Linked DNA regions of Homo sapiens: region 2 is linked to region 1. Evidence: chromatin loops called from intact Hi-C (ENCODE). Cell type or tissue: ascending aorta. All regions are shown on one strand. Each heading gives the region's core, and the rest is flanking DNA. Links, peaks and the distances in the headings are about the cores only. Region 1 overlaps LINC00649 (long intergenic non-protein coding RNA 649). Region 2 overlaps LOC105372790 (a long non-coding RNA gene).

Region 1 (8,338 bases), core at 331-8,330:
GGTTTCACCATGTTGGCCAGGCTGGTCACAAACTCCTGACTTCAAGTGAACTGCCCACCTTAGCCTCCCAAAGTGCTGGGATTACAGGCATGAGCCACCGTGCCCGGCCCCGGACTTCCTACTTCCATATTTGAGTCCTTGTGGACGAACTGCAACCTAACTTTGAAACAGATTGAAACCCTAATTTAGGATTATGACAAGATTGAAATCCTAATTGAGGAGTATGCAGCTGTAACAATTGCCGAGTCTTGGCCAATCCCAGCAGCCTTACTTCAACCGCTCATACACTGCTGAGTGTTCACACTCTGTTCAAATAAGGCAAACGCCGAGCTGTAACCGATCCAGCTGTTTCAGAATCTCACCTCCGATTTCTGTACGTCACTTCCTTTTTTTTTTTTTTTTTTTTTTATAAATTTGTTCAGACCCGAGTCATCCCTGGAGTCTCACACTTGATCTTAGCCAAAAGGCCGAGAAGCGATCATCCCTGGAGTCTCTCTGAATCTGCCGTGATCCTGGGGGCTGCCCGATTCGTGCATTGTTCATTGCTCAATTAAACTCCTTTAAATTTAATTTGGCTGAAGTTTTTCTTTTAATGATACTATGATGTGTCATTATTATTTCACTTTTCAAATTATTCAAAATTATTTTCAATTTTATGGTATGGTACATACCGTAAAATTTCTGTACTCTTTTAAAGCTTACATTTCAGTGGTTTTCAGTATATTCACAAGGTTGTGCAACCATCACCACTATCTGGTTCTAGAACATTTTCTTCACCCCCAAAGAAGCTTCATACCCATTAGCGGTCACTTTCCATTCCTTCTTCCCCACAGCCCCTGGCAAATTCTGACGGTTTTAATGGTTAAATCTTTTCAATTACATCACAAGACACCATGGAACTCATTACTCTTTCTGGCACATAGTAGGTACTTAGTAAATTTTTTTTTTTTGTGATAAAGCTTTCAATTAAGACTTTCTACTCTTTTTGCTGGCATATGTGATAATTTTAAAATTATAGTCCAGGTGCGGTGGCTCATGCCTGTAATCCCAGCACTTTGGGAGGCCAAGGTGGGTTGATCACCTGAGGTTAGGAGTTCGAGACCAGCCTGGCCAACATGGCGAAACCCCGTCTCTACTAAAAATACAAAAATTAGCCAGGCGTGGTGGCTTGCACCTATAATCCCATCTACTCGGGAGGCTGAGGCAGGAGAATCACTTGAACCCGGGGGGAAGAGTTTGCAATGAGCTGAGATCACACCACTGCACTCTGGCTTGGGTGACAGAGCGAGACTCCATCTCAAAAAAAAAAAAATTGTGTTAAACATCTAGAAGAAGACGACATACAGCTGAGTTGGATTTTTTCCCCCTCCTCTCCCATTTAGAAAAGTCTGAACTCAGAGGTCTCATGTCAACTGGATAATTGTTTTATTGGCCTTATTCTTAACTTAGTGTGATTTAGGAAAAGACAAGGACATCTAGAGTCATGTTGTAATCACAGTTCTGTGATATTTCATGTTTTTCTAACTCATAAAAATACAGTGAGGAAATCAACAGCTTGGACTGTGGGAAAAGAAGTAAAGCTGAAACTCTGATACGCACAGGCCTGAGTATGTTGTTTACAGAATGAAAAGCGAGTTCCACATAAGCTGAGACTTGGCTTCAGTCATGCCTGGGAATCTACAAACTCAATGCCCTCTCACTGGCAGAACATAAAAGCTAAAGATTACCCCTAATCCCGTGGCATTTTAAAATCCATGGAATGGGCTTTGGTGCTCAGCAATTTTCACTTAAAGTCACACACTCTTTTGGAGGTACAAATGTTTCAGTTCCCCCAGTAGTATCTCTGGTAAGACTTACCAGAATGAATATTGATGCAGATGAAGACACGATTGTTCTGTCCAGAAGTGATCACACTCCCCTTCACCCCCAAGTTCCACTTTTTAAACAATTCAAATAATGGAAGCTCATGTGACAGCTTTCTGCTGGTAAACCAGAGAATAAGATTCACTGCACTGGAAAAAAAGTGGAAACCACTCACATATTTATCAATGGATGCATGAGTAAACAATATCTGGCATATCCATACAATGGAATATTATTCAGCCATAAAAAGGAATGAAGTACTGACACATGCTACCACCCTGAAAAGATGATGCTGGCCGGGCGCAGTGGCTCACGCCTGTAAGCCCAGCACTTTGGGAGGCCAAGGTGGGTGGATCACCTGAGATCAGGAGTTCAAGACCAGCCCGGCCAACATGGTGAAACCCTGTCTCTACTAAAGATACAAAAAAAAAAAAAAAAAAAAAAATTAGCTGACCACGGTGGCAGGCGCCTGTGATCCCAGCTACTTCAGGAGGCCGAGGCAGGAGAATCACTTGAACCCAGGAGGCGGAGGTTGCAGTGAGCCGAGATCGTGACATGGCACTGCAGCCTGGGTGACGAGAGCAAAACTATGGCTCAAAAAGAAAAGAAAAGATGATGCTGAGTGAGAGAAGCCAGATGACACAAAAGTCTACTTGTATGATTCCATTTATATGACGTGTCAGCAGAAAAACAAACCCGTAGAGACAGAAAGCAGATGAGTGGTTTCCAGGGTCCGGGGAAGGGAAAAGGGAAGTGACTGCTAACGGGTAAGGCATTAGCTTTAGTTAGTTGATTTCTTTTTGGGGTGATGAATATTCTGGAATTAACGGTGATGGTTGCACAACTTTGTGACTATACTAAAAACACTAAATTGTATAGTTTCAGAGAGAAATTTTATAGTGTGTAAACTACATCTCAATTAAAAAAAAAAAAAGTAAAAAGAAAACGCTGCATAAGCCTCCCGTGGGGTTAAAATAAGAGTAAGAGAAAAAAACATGACTTCATTGTGTGGGTGCCTGTGTTGAAGATGATTTAGTAGCTTCTGCCGTGAGGCATTTGCTAGAATAAAATCCTTTCTGCCCTCATCATTGTCAGCACACTGGTTCGGGCCTTTAGCACTCCTACCTGGATCGTGGAACTAAAGAATTTTAGCAGCTGACAAGGACCTTAAAGATTGTAGCCTAACTCTCTCGCTTGTCAGGGGAGGCAGCTGGTGCCAGGCAGAAGAAGTGGCATGTTTGGAGTGGCCTGCCTGGTGTCTGAGCCACACCTGACACCCAGTGTTCTTTCCACTGGGCCTTTATTGCAATTGTTTTCCTCTCTCTTTAGTCTCTTCCTGCTCCAGTAGGATTGTACATTCCACTGACCTAATCTTCCCGAAATACAGATCTCATCACGTCACTGCCCTGCTGAAAAAACCCACAGTGGCTCCCCACTGCCTTCAGGCCCAGACCCCGGGAGCCTCCTTCACCTTCTGTCCACTTCTTGGCTCTCATGGCTTCCTAAACAAACTCCCTTTGCCACTGCAGCACATGGCGTGTGTCCCAATATCACGCTTCTGGGCACATGTTGTTAATCCACTTTGCATATGTTTATGTCTTTGTGGCTCAGCTAGATTGCAAGTTTCTCGGAGACCAGGATCATGCCTTTGACCTCCTGACACAGGGCACAGTGCAATTCCTTGTACTTGTTAGGGGTCTGGAAATATTTGTAGATTAGTTGATTTCATTCACAACCACAGCTAGTCTTCACCTGGTACACCTAAGAATATCTTGGAGGAGGCCGGTTGCGGTGGCTCATGCCTGTAATCCCAGCACTTTGGGAGGCTGAGGTGGGCGGATCACGAGGTCAGGAGATCGAGACCATCCTGGCCAACATGGCGAAACCCTGTCTCTACTAAAAATACAAAAAAAAAAAAACAAAAAATTAGCTGGGCGTGGTGGCATGCGCGTGTAGTCCCAGCTACTTGGGTGGCTGAGACAGGAGAATGGCTTGAACCATGGAGTTGGAGGTTGCAGTGAGTCGAGATCATGCCACAGCACTCCAGCCTGGTGACAGAGTGAGACTCCATCTCAAAAAAAGAAAAAAGAAAAAATCTTAGAGGAGTTCTGGCAACAGGTCACTGTTTTATGCTGCGTCTCTCATGAGTTTAACTTTTGGGTGTAATCTGGACAAGAAGATTCTCGAAACCTCCTATGAGATTGGATTTACTGTCAAAAAAGCAAAACACACTGACTTCAAAAGAAAAAAGCAAACATTATTTTTGAAACAACCTTTTAATTTCTTATAGAAGTACTGTAATTTGTGTTCTTGGAGATTTAGAAAATTCAGAGAAAGTTCCAAGAAAATAAAGAAGAAAATTGAAAGCTCCCATAATCCTAGCCCCTAGGGGCTGTCTATTGATAATCTTTCATTTTTACAGCCATTTTTCTATGCACACACAAACACCACATATATATTCTTTACAAAAATGAGATTCCACTCTGTATACTGTTTTATATCATGCTTTTAAATTAAGATAAAAATTAAAATTTAATAGGACTGCATTAAGTGGGAACAATTTTGCTGCTGTCAACTCGAGAGAGCATTCCAATGACACAGAGAAAGAGCAACTCCCTATTTGTTTTGCTTCTTTGCAAAACAAACAGGGTAAGAAGAGTTCTGAGAACTAAGGGGCAAGGTGCCTTCCTAGCTGCCGACTTGAGTTGGGCGTGGAGTTGCTTCATCTCCTTCTCTGTGTCTCCTCACCAGTTCTATTGAAGGAATTGGAGCTTGTACCCATGAAGGTCCTTTTCTAGTTTTTGGATTTTGTAAGCTTTGTTTTACATTTCTCCCATCCCTTCTTTGTGAATATTTCAGAGCCCTCTACTCAAGAGGGTAGGGGATGTGGCTACTTTGTTCCCTGTTTTGTTGCCAGCATGGTGCCTGGCAAAGAATAGACACTCAATAAATATTTGGTAATGAATGAATGGGTGAGACTCTCATGAGTGATGTCCTTTGTTATGGAAATCACTAGGCCACATGGTCTTCTTTTGGAAGCACCAAGTAGGAATTCTATATTTAGGTTCTTGGAATTGAAATAATAACACAAGTGACATTGTACATTAATCAATTAATGGAATATATGTAGCTGTGGCCCCATGAGGGAGTTCTTGTTAATTCCATTCCACAAGTGGCCAGGGTCCACTGCTAGCCTCATGATCCCAGGTCCCGGGTCCCCTCTGCTAATCTTCACTTTTGGGCACCACGGTTTCTCTCTGGTTGGGTAAGTCATTCCACGACCAGTAAGGCAAGCTTAAGGCCGAAGTTTTCAAATGTCAGTGTTCTTAAGAATTGCCCAGGCCTTACTAATCCCATTTTTTTTTTAGATGGAGTCGCCTAAGCTGGAGTGCAGTGACATGATCTCGGCTCACTGTAACCTCTGTCTCCCGGATTCAAGCAATTCTCCTGCCTCAGCCTCTGGAGTAGCTGGGATTACAGGTGTGCACCACCACACCTGGCTAATTTTTGCATTTTTGGTAAAGACAGGGTCTCACCATGTTGGCCAAGCTAGTCTTGAACTCCTGACCTCAAATGATTCACCTGCTTTGGCCTCCCAAAGTGCTGGGATTACAGGCATGAGCCACCACCCCTGGCCAGTGATCCACATTTTAAATAATTGCTTGCTATGATTTGAATGCAGGTGGTCTGAAACCTATCGAGAACACTAGCTTGAAACATTTCAGATTCAGTGTTTTGTAAAGCAGAGGAGAGGCCATGATTGGCCATTAGGAGCTTCATCAAGCGTCAGCTTGCCCACAGCTTTGGTTTCCAGGGAGACTGGGAAGTAACAATACAATAGTTCATCTTCATTATGAGTGTACCATGCCAAGAGCTTTCCTAAGTGCTTTACATTCATTATCCTCTTTAATTCTCTTAAGAATTGTATGAGGTAGGTCCTATTATTACCTCTATCTTACAAGGAAACTGAGGATCAGACAAGGATATCTAGCTTATCCATGATTAGGTAGAGCTGACAATGGGATTAAATAATCAAGTCCTGCTACTGCCAGGTTAAGAAAACCCAGCTCTTTGTTGTTTTATAACAACTGGGGGAAGCTGGTGTGCATCATTGGCTGATAGGAAGAGAAATTGAATTCCACATCTATGTCCTACTTCATGCATGGATTGCTCTCAACAACCGTGAAACGGAATACAAAACAGTGAAACAGGTGAAATTCACATCTTGTCTTTCCGTGTGCATACTCTTAGGACCAGCCCTGGCCATGTTCTGTATATGACCACTTTAACCTCAAAACTGTACTGTTAAAACTCAACAATAAGAAAAGGAACAGTCCAGGCCAGGTGTGGTGGCTTACACCTGTAATCCCATCACTTTGGGAGGCCAAGGCTGGTGGATCACTTGAGCCCAGGCATTTGAGACCAGCCTAGGCAACGTGGCAAAACCCCGCCTCTACCAAAAAAAATAAAAAATAAAAAAACAACAACAAAACTCCAAATCGTGGTTGTGTGCACCTGTAGTCCCAGCTACTCAGGAGGCTGAGGTGGGAGAATTGCTTGGGCCCAGGAGGTGGAGGTTGCAATGAGCTGACATCACACCACTGCACTCCAGCCTGGGCAATAGAGCAAGACCCTGTCTCAAAAAAAAAAAACAAAAAGAAAAAGAAAAAATGAAAAGGAGCAGTTCAATTAAAAAATGGGCAAAAGACCTGAACAGACACCTCACCAAAGAAGATATATGGATACCAAATAAGCATATGAAAAGATGTTCAACATCATTTATTGTTAGGGAATTGCAAATAAAAATGACAAAAGATACAACTACATACCTATTACAAGGGCCAAAATCCAAACACTGACAGCACCAAATGCTGACGAGAAAGTGGAACAACAAGAACTCTCATTCTTTGCTGCTGAGAATGCAAAATGATACAGACACTTTGGAAGACACTTTGGCAGTTTCTTACAAAACTAACATACTCTTACCACATGATCCAGCAATTATACTCCTTGATATTTACCCAAATGAGCTGAAAACATATCCACACAGAAACCTACACAGGATTTTATAACTGCTTTATTCATAGTTGTCAAAACTTGGAAGCAACCAAGATGTCCTCCAGTAGGCGAATGGAAAAACACACTGTGGTACATCCAGACAGTGGAATATTATTCAGTACTAAAAGGAAATGAGCTGTCAAGCCATGAAAAGACATGGAGGAAATTTAAATGCGATTATGAAGTGAAAGAAACCAATCTGAAAAGGCTACGTATGATTCCAACTATATGATATTTTGAAAAAGGCAAAACGGTGGAGATAGTGGTTGACAGGGGTTGGAGGGAGGGCAGGATCAACAGGCAGAGCACGGAGGATTTGTAGGGACGTCAAACTGTTCTTTATGGTTCTGTAATGGTGGATCCATATCATGATACATTTGTCCAAACCAAAGAGTATACAACACCGAGAATGAACTCCAATGTAAACTACAGACATTGGGTGATAATGATGTATCAGTGTAGGTTCACTGATTGTGACAAAGATCATCCTCTGGTGGGGGACGTCCATAGTGGGGGAGGTGGTGCATGTCTGGGTGCAGTGGGCATATGGGAAGTGTACTTTCTGCTCAATTTTGCTGTGAACCTAAAACTGCTCTAATAATTCAAGTTCATTAATTCAAAAAGAACCCCTGAATTGTTTTAACAGGGATATTTGAATATTGAGTACTGACCAGATATTTACTGATATTAAGAAATTGTTGGCCAGGTGTGGTGGCTCACACCTGTAATCCCAGCACTTTGGGAGGCCAAGGCAGGTGGATCACCTGAGGTCAGGAGTTTGAGACCAGCCTGGCCAACAGGGTGAAACCCTGTCTCTACTAAAAATAACAAAAATTAGCTGGGCATTTTGGTGCATGCCTGTAGTCCCAGCTATTTGGGAGGCTAAGGCAGGAGAACTGCTCGAACCCAGGAGGTGGAGGTTGCAGTGAGCCAAGATCATGCCATTGCACTCCAGCCTGGGCAACAGAGCGAGACTCCATGTCAAAAAAATAGAAAAAAAAAAAAAAAAAAGAAATTGTTGGGGTTTTTTTTCAGGTGTGATACTGGTATTGTGGTTATGTTTTTAAAAAGTCTTTATGTTTTTAGCTGGGTGCGGTGGCTCAGGACTGTAATTCCAGCTACATGAGAGGATTGCCTGAGGCCAGGAGTTTGAGACCAGCCTGAACAACATAGTGAGTACCTGTCTCTAAAAAAAAAAAAAAAAAAAAAAAAAAAGTCTTTATATTTTAGAGTTATATACTGTAATATGTATGAATGAAATGCTATGAGGTTTTAGATTTGTTTCAAAACACTCCAATGTGTGTGTGTTGGGAGGAAGTAGATAAAACAGGGCTGGTGATAGGATGATAATTGTTGAAGCTAGCTGATGAGCACATAGAGCTTGATTACACTATTACTTCAAGTTTGTACATGTTTG
Region 2 (8,338 bases), core at 179-8,178, 63 kb after region 1:
AGCTGGCAAGGTGGAGGGGCAATATGATGTTTCACTCGTACTAATGTTGTAGCTTCACAGCCTCTTGGGGTGGTCCATAGGCCCCTCCAAGGTGGCCTTGGGTGGGTGGAAGGAGGGGCAGAGGTTGGCATCCAAATTGCTCCAGACTGAGTCTACTTTCAAGATCTATTTTGCACTGGAGATGTAAATTTCCACTTAAAAATGCAAAGTGAGCATTAACACAGAGGCGTGGCTAAAGTTATTTGCTCTGAAAAAGATGCGCAGATATTTTTGTGTCTGGTGGGAAAGGAGAGAGTGTCAAAGGATGGACAAAGGCCACCTCTGTGTGAAGGTGGCTTTTGTGATTTTGGCTTAACCAAAAGGTCCTGGAGATGGAGTGACTTGGATTCTGATTATGGGGGTGTCTGCTGTGTCCCATTCTTCTCATTCAGTTGAATTTAATTCATCAAGGAGGAATCGTGTGCCTGCTCTGTGCCAGGCACTGTCAGGTGCCGGGAATGCAGCAATGAACAAAATGTAGATCAATTCCTGCCCTCTTGGGCCTTACTACCTGGCAGAAGATATAAAAAAGGGCCACTTCCACAGCATTGTGATGACAGTGGGATGTGACCATCCCTTTCCTAGCTAGAACTGGGGATTTGGAGTCCGAAGGCCCAGTTGACGTTTCTGGCCCTTCAACTTCCAGCTGTTTGACTCGAGGCCAATTATTTATTTATTTATTTGAGACAAGGTCTTACTCTGTTGCCCAGGCTGGAGTGCAGTGGTGTGATCACAGCTCATTGCAGTCTTGAATTCCCGGGCTCGAGTGACCCTCCCACCTCAGCCTCCCATGTAGCTGGGACTACAACTGGACACCACCAGGCCTGGCTAATTTTTTAATTTGTTATAAAGACAGGAAGGAGTCTCTTATGTTGCCCAGGCTGGTCTCGAACTCCTGAGCTCATACAATCCTCTCACCTCAGCCTCCTGAGTATCTGGGACTATAGGTGTGAAGACCACGCCCAGCTGATTTTTTAATTTTTATTTTTAGTAGCGATGAGGTCTTGCTATGTTGCCCAGGCTGGTCTCCAACTCCTGAGCTCAAGAGATCCTCCCACCTCGGGCTCCCAAAGTCCTGGGATTACAGGTGTGAGCCACTGCACCTGGCCTATTTACTTTTTTTAAGCTTTAGTTTTTTTCAGTTCTCATATGAGGAAATGACATCTGCCATGTCCACTTTGTGAGTTTTTAAAAATGAGAATACAGTGAGATAATCTACCTGAAAGCTTTTTGTGAGCTCCTAAGGAGACTTTTGAACTGTTATTGGTACTATGATCTCTCACTATCCTCTATAATGTCATGATGCTACTTGTTATCAAAAGCTGACAAAAGCTATAAACGTGCACTCTTTGTCATAGTAGCCACTAGCCACATGCAGCCGAAATGGGGCTAACTGGAATTGAGATGTGCTGTGAGGGTAAAATACACACTAAACTGTGAATTTAGTAAAAAAAAAAAAAAAAAAAAAGTAAATCTCTTATATTGAATATATTTTTGATCTTTTGGGTTAAATTGAATATATTACTTAAAGTAATTTTTTTTTTTGGAGACTAGGTCTTACTCTGTGGCCTAGGCTGAAGTGCAGTGGCGTGATCCTGGCTCACTGCAACCTCAACCTCCTGAGCTGAAGAGATCCTCCCACCTAAGCCTCCTAGGTAGCTGGGACCACAGGTGTGTGCAACCGAACCCGGCTAAGTTTATTTTTTGTGTGTATTTTTTTGGAGAGATGGAGTTTCGCCATGTTGCCCAGGCTGGTCTTGAATTTCTGGGCTCAAGCGATCCTCCCACCTCGGCCTCCCAGAATGTTGGGATTACAGCAGGCCTAGCCTAATTTTGTTAATTTTTAAATGTGGCTACCAGAGAACTTTAAATGAACTATGTGGCTCACATTATGTATTGACTGAACAATGCATCTGTAGAGGCTGTCTTTGGAAGTTTACTATATAACCAAGACCCACGAACACTCATGCAGTTCCCAGGGGTATCATGGACTGCTTAAAGTCCCATCTGTGAAACCCTAACATGATGATTTTAAAGGTTACTTTTCATTTACATTCAAAATGTACATAAAGAATGTCCCTGTGAGATTAGATCACTTAAGGGAGAACCATGTCTGTGTTTCACTACGCAGAAAATGGTTTCATCGTCTTTGTCCTGAAAGCCACTGCCTGGAAGGGCTGTGCAGCGCTCAGAGTGGGAGAGGCAGACCTCTGAGACAAATGACTTCAGCATCACTACAGCTGTGGCTAGAATGAGAACAGCCTCAAATTTCACTAATGAAGAGATTTTCTGAGTTCCATGTGAGCAACGCCGCTTCCTTCCCATCCCCGAGTGATTCCCCTTGTCAAAGAAAAAAGACACAACCAAAAGGGAGAGCTGCCATCCTTTCAGGTCCCTTCTTGTTCTTCGTCTCACTGAATTCACCCCTAAATGCTTTGAAGTATTCTCCATGACTGTTTCATCAACTGAGGAAAGGAGGCCCAGAATGGCTTAGAAACTTGCTAACTGGTTTAGAAGAAGAACTGAGATTCAAATGCTTTGCAGTGTAGGTCTGCTTCTGCCACAAAATGGCAGCCAGGGGAGGAAGGAGAAAGTGAGGAAAGGGGGAAAATTAGCGCTCGGGCTTTGTCAGATCTCAGGAGAGGCGGACGCTGGCTAAGCCCCATCGCCTTATCTTTATTTTGTGAGAAGCAAACTGTGGGGTTTGGTTGCAAGAGAAGATCTTACTAGGGACCAGTTGCAGGGTGTATTAATCAGGGGTTTCCAGAGAAACAGAACTAATAGGATCTATCTGCCTGTCATCTCTCTCTCTCTCTCCTATCTATCTATCTATCTATCTATCATCTATCTATCTATCATCTATCTATCTATCTATCTATCTATCTATCTATCATCTAATCTATCATCTATCTATCTATTCATCATCTATTTATCAACTATCATCTCTCATCTATCAACTATTTGTTTGCCATCTATTATCTATCTATCATCTATTTATCTATTAATCATCTATTTATTAACTATCAATCTATCATCTGTCATCCATCAACTATTTATCTGTCTATCCATTCTCTATCTATCTGTCTCTCTGTCTGTCAATCAGTCAGTCAATCCATCGCCAGAATTGGCTCACATTATTATGGAGGCTGAGAAGTCCCACAATCTGATCTACCATCTGAAAGCTGGAGACCCAGGAAAGCTGGTGGTGTAATTCAGTCCTGGGAATGGAGGTGGTGGGAGGATACTGGCGTCAGTTCCAGACTCTAAAGGCTCGAGAACCAGGAGCTCCAAAGTTCAAGGGCAGGAAAAAATGAATGTCCCAGTTGAAGATGAGAAAACAAATTCACCCTTCCTCTGCCATTGTGTTCTATTCAGGCCCTCAATGGATGGGATGAGGCCTACACACACTGCTGAGGGCTCTCTTCTTTGCTCAGCCGACCAATTCAAACGCTCATCTTTTCCAGAAACACCCTCATAGACACACCCAGGAATAATCTTTTACCAGCTATCTGGGCATCCCTTAGCCCAGTCAAGTTGACACATTAAAATTAACCATCCTACAGGGATTTCCTACCGTTTTGGGGAAGCCATCTTTTCATGGCTTCCTTCCAGAGGAAAATTCCTGCTATATGCTTGACAGAAAGAACAAAACCCCAAACATACAAAAAGACCAGTCTGTGGAATGTAGACAATTTGGGTCAGATGTGGTTCCCTGCCTAGAGGAGCCAGTGAGATGAGCCATTTCCATCCACCAAAGATGGGCTTGAAATGTGGTCTACCTTTCAACATGGTGCCACTGAGGGCTTCTGAGCTGGCTGTGATCATCTGACAAAACGCTGTGTTGGCCAACTCATAGAAGAGTTTGCTAGCTGGCCTGGCCCCAAGCAGAAGCAGCAGGTTACTGCCCAAATTCTCCAAGTGGGATGACCAGCGGCTATATAAAGGGCAAACAAACAAGAAAGCCTTTCTTTCTGAGAATGTTTCCACTGCAGTTAGGTTAGAAAATGATCCAGGGAAGATATAAACTAGCCCTTTCATTTAGCAAAATAAAATGCCTATCCGCTTGGTAATCTGTGCAGTGGAAGTCAGAGCCAGAGTCTTGTTTTTAAAGATTTTGTTTAATTCACCACCCCCATACCTCCCCTCCCACTGCCTAGCATCAGGCTGGACAAGAAGAAAAGGGACACTGGCCTGCAGATGCTGCCACGTGACATGTCCTTATAGAATAGCTTCTGTGACATTTGTATTAAGTAACCACAGGAAAAAAGGTGAGGTGTTGATGACAGAAGGCATCTGTATTTTCTGGGGTTGGGTTCCAGTTTTAATGAATATGGATAATGCACAAAACATCTCATTTTTCGGAGCTGTGTTTTTTCATTAAACACTGCCACTCTGCATGGGAAAGGAACTGGACATTCCTGACACATTATTTGGCAGGTCTCAATCGCAAGTGCTCCAATATTGGCTTTCGGAAACCCATTCCAGATTTGGCCCAGATTGTCAAATCTTGTCCAGAGCACCAAGTCAAAAGGTGCCTCTAAGCCCTGGGCAGAGTGCCAGGCTCTGAAAAACACTGGCTGGATCTCCTCAGGGACCCTGGCTGAGACAGGCGAGTGATTTGTTCTTCAAATGACCTTTCCCTCCTTGGAAAAGAGCACCCGGAATAAAAGTGCAAGATGTGCTTCAGATGTCCCCCAAGAGTTTAACACAAGCAGAGGTATTGAGGGGCTTCTGTGTATTGACCAAAGAAGAAACATTTTTTTGGCTGGGCATGGTGGCTTACGCCTGTAATCTCAGCACTTTGGGAGGCTGAGGCGGGTGGATCACCTGAGGTCAGGAGTTCGAGACCAGCCTGGCCAACATGGTGAAACTCCCATCTCTACCCACAAATACAAAAATTCGCCAGGCATCACCTGTAATCCCAGCTACTCGGGAGGCTGAGGCAGGAGAATTGCTTGAACCCGGGAGGCGGAGGTTGCAGTGAGTGTGGTGGTGGGCACCTGTAATCTCAGCTACTCAGGAGGCTAAGGCAGGGGAATCAATTGATCCGATCTTGGCTGCAGTGAGCCAAGATCGAACCACTGCACCCCAGCCTCGGCAACAGAGCAAGACTCCATCTCAAAAACAAAAACAAATGAACAAACGAACAAAAAGAAACATTTTTTCCCTGTGGTAGGATGTCTGCCCTCAAGCAGTGAACCCAACTACTGTAGAACTGGTGGCACCTGTCCAATTAAAAATGACATTTGCTTTAAGGTAAAAATATATTATATATTAGGGTTGGGGCTCTGTCTTCTCCTGAGTAGTGTGTCATCCAGCATTTTTCAAAGCATGGTCTGGAGACCCTCCTACATCAGAATCAGGGGACGTGTTTCAATTACAAATTTCTGACCAAACCACCTACCAAATACGTGGGAACTAGAGCTAAGAATTTTCACTGTACCAAGCTCCAGGAAATCCTGATATACCCCAAAGTTTGTGAGCCATTGGATGTAAAAAACCACATACATATATATAAAATTGTTGTTGTTTGTTTGTTTTTGAGATGGAGTCTTGCTCTGTCTCCCAGGCTGGAGTGCAATGGCGCTATCTTGGCTCACTGCAACCTCTGCCTCCTGGGTTCAAGCCATTCTCTTGTCTCAGCCTCCTGAGTAGCTGGGATTACAGGCATGAGCCACCACACCCAGCTAATTTTTGTATTTTTGGTAGAGATGGGATTTCACCATGTTGGCCAGGCTGGTCTTGAACTCCTGACCTCAAGTGATCTGCCCACCTCAGCCTCCCAAAGGGCTGGGATTACAGGTGTGAGCCACCACACCTGGCCCCCTTCATATATTTTAAAGCCATTAAAGCAAGCTGTGATGGACAATAAGATTGGTTTCTTTTGCTCACATCCATGTGAACTTATTTAATTGTGTGTCTGTGGTAGTGAAACTTTGAACCACAAAAGACAGGGACTACTTTAAGCCTTCGCTTTTGCAGATTGATACGTGTATCTCGTCCTTTTGCAGTTACTTGTCATTATCTGCCTAAGAATAGTATTTCTAAGAAGTTGTTTCTGTGTATCTTCTGGGGAAGAATTTGTCCTTCAGTTACATGTGATTGCAACATGTTGATAAAAGCAAAAGAAAAGCAATAAAATCATTTGGTTGAATATCTCATTTCTTTGAAGCCAAACAGTTTTTGAGTGATAAGAAAGCAATTCAGTGGAACTTACTGTTCAGCATCTTACAGAACAGGATTCATATGTACTTGTGTATTCACATGCGAATTCATGCACACATTATCACCTAAGAGAGTCTGAGTGTCCTGGTCCTCAAAGTATGTGGTTTTCAGAATTTACACTGTATACAAATCTAGAACGACATTTGCTGCCTAAAGGACAATGACGTTAGATCTACACAGCAAGAGTTGAATAGAGCTTTGTTCATCTTCTCACAAATTTGGGTGGATCTAAATTGCTTATTTTAGGACAATTTAAACTTCCTAGTTTAAAACTTTATGGTTATCTGGTTAACTTAGGTGAAGTCTATTACATTAGACAGCAATGAAAGCAAATGAGCCACCCGCCAAGTAACAAATGGACCTTTAACCAAATATTCCTAAATATTCCAAATATTCCTAAATCACTACAAAACGCTTCTCTAAAATCCCCAAAACTGTTCCATCCAGGGACAATATAAAGTCAACAGGACCCTATGAAGATGCCAGTGCTAAACCAAAGTCAGAACATGTTTCTTCTTATGAACAATGGAATCTTTTATCCATAACGGGGTCTCTTTTTAGTTTGCCTGGTAAATCTAGAAATACCAGGGTGACCCCCACTGAGACATCATAGTACCCAAAGGAAAATGTTGCTTCCTTCATTCTGTGACCATAGAGAGTTTAAAAGTGTGTAGCCAAAACTTTTGTTAGTTTTAGAGGAGATGCATCTAATGATTTTGCTGTGGTTGTTAGGCCAGAAGTTCATTTAGAGTTCATCTATGCCTCTAGATCATTCTCCCAGGTCCTCTTACAACTTCCTGGCTCAATCATAGTGGTAAGGTCCACCTTGTTCAACTCCCATGTTCCTAAGCAACATTAACTACTATGACGTGAAATCAGGAAGACAATTGCAAAGTGCTTTCAAAATGTGTGTGTGTGTGTGTGTTTGTGTGTGTGTGTAGGAGAATGAAAAAAAATCAGGTCTTAAGACATTGCAGAGGCCAGGCACGGTGGCTCACACCTGTAATCCCAGCACTTTGGGAGGCCGAGATGGGCAGATCACCTGAGGTCAGGAGTTCAAGACCAGCCTGGCCAACATGGTGAAACCCATCTCTAGAAAAATACAAAAATTAGCCAGGCGTGATGATGGGTACCTGTAATCCCAACCTGCTTGGGAAGCTGAGGTGGGAGAATCGCTTGAACCCGGGCGGTGGAGGTTGCAGTGAGCCAAGATTGTGACATTGCACTCCAGCCTGGGAGACAGAGCAAGACTCCGTCTCAAAAAAAAAAAAAAAAAAAAAAAAAAAGACAGCAGAGTTTAACAAGGAAATTGAAATCTACTCTAAGTATTTTAAAAGAGGGTATTAGAAAACACTCTGCTATGTCTCAGGTGAAACAGAGAGTATTTAATTTAATTTAATGTATTTACTTAGAGATAGGGTCTTGTTCTGTCCTCCAGGTTGGAATGCAGTGGCATAATCACAGCTCACTGCAGCCTTAAAGTCTTGGGTTCAGGTGCTCCTCCTGCCTCAGCATCCTGAGTAGCTGGGATTACAGGCAGGCACCACCACACATGGCTAATTTTTATTTTATTTTTTAAGGAGGATATCGCTATGTTGCCCAGCCTGGTCTTGAACTCCTGGGCTCAAGTGATCCTTCCATCTCGGCCTCCCAAAGTGTTGAGGTTGCAGGCATGAACCACCGCTTTGGCCAACAGACGGTATTTATGTAACTGCCCAAGGGGTTCTCCTTGCCAGCTGCCTAGACAGAGCCTATTTATCAAGACAGGGGAATTGCAATAGAGAAAGAGTGATTCACGCAGAGTCAGCTATGCGGGAGACCAGAGTTTTATTATTACTCAAATCAGTCTCTCCAAGCATTCGTGGAGCAGAGCTTTTAAGGACATCTTGGTGAGTGGGGGCGTGGGAGGCTAGTGAACCAGGAGTGCTGATTGGTCACAGATGAAATCATAGGGAGTCAAAGCTATCTTTTTGCACTGAGTCAGTAACCTGGGCAGGGGCCACAGGATCAGATGAGCCAGCTTATCAGTCTGGATGGTGCCGGCTGATCCATCAAGTGCAGAGTCTGCAAAATA

What was found. Peaks named below come from ENCODE experiments on the same cell type or tissue, not always from the same donor. Only the 100,000 strongest peaks of a DNase experiment are listed, where the experiment ranks them.
Region 2: a loop joins it to region 1, with 1.8 times the contacts of the local background. A loop is called at or near these places in 9 of 110 quality-filtered maps.

The regions. Positions count from the first base shown.
Region 1 is chr21:33,937,803-33,946,140 of GRCh38, forward strand. LINC00649 (long intergenic non-protein coding RNA 649) reads left to right here. Exons shown (of 3, transcript NR_038883.2): 2 at 8,008-8,093. Among named protein-coding and RNA genes, the nearest start is that of LINC00649, 11 kb to the left of the region's middle. In ascending aorta, for the core only: no CTCF peak of the experiment used is centred there; no DNase peak of the experiment used is centred there.
Region 2 is chr21:34,000,641-34,008,978 of GRCh38, forward strand. All of the region lies in intron 2 of LOC105372790 (a long non-coding RNA gene), which reads left to right. Among named protein-coding and RNA genes, the nearest start is that of MRPS6, 69 kb to the right of the region's middle. In ascending aorta, for the core only: no CTCF peak of the experiment used is centred there; DNase peaks (open chromatin) are centred at 3,899 and 4,601; H3K27ac peaks cover 2,666 bases.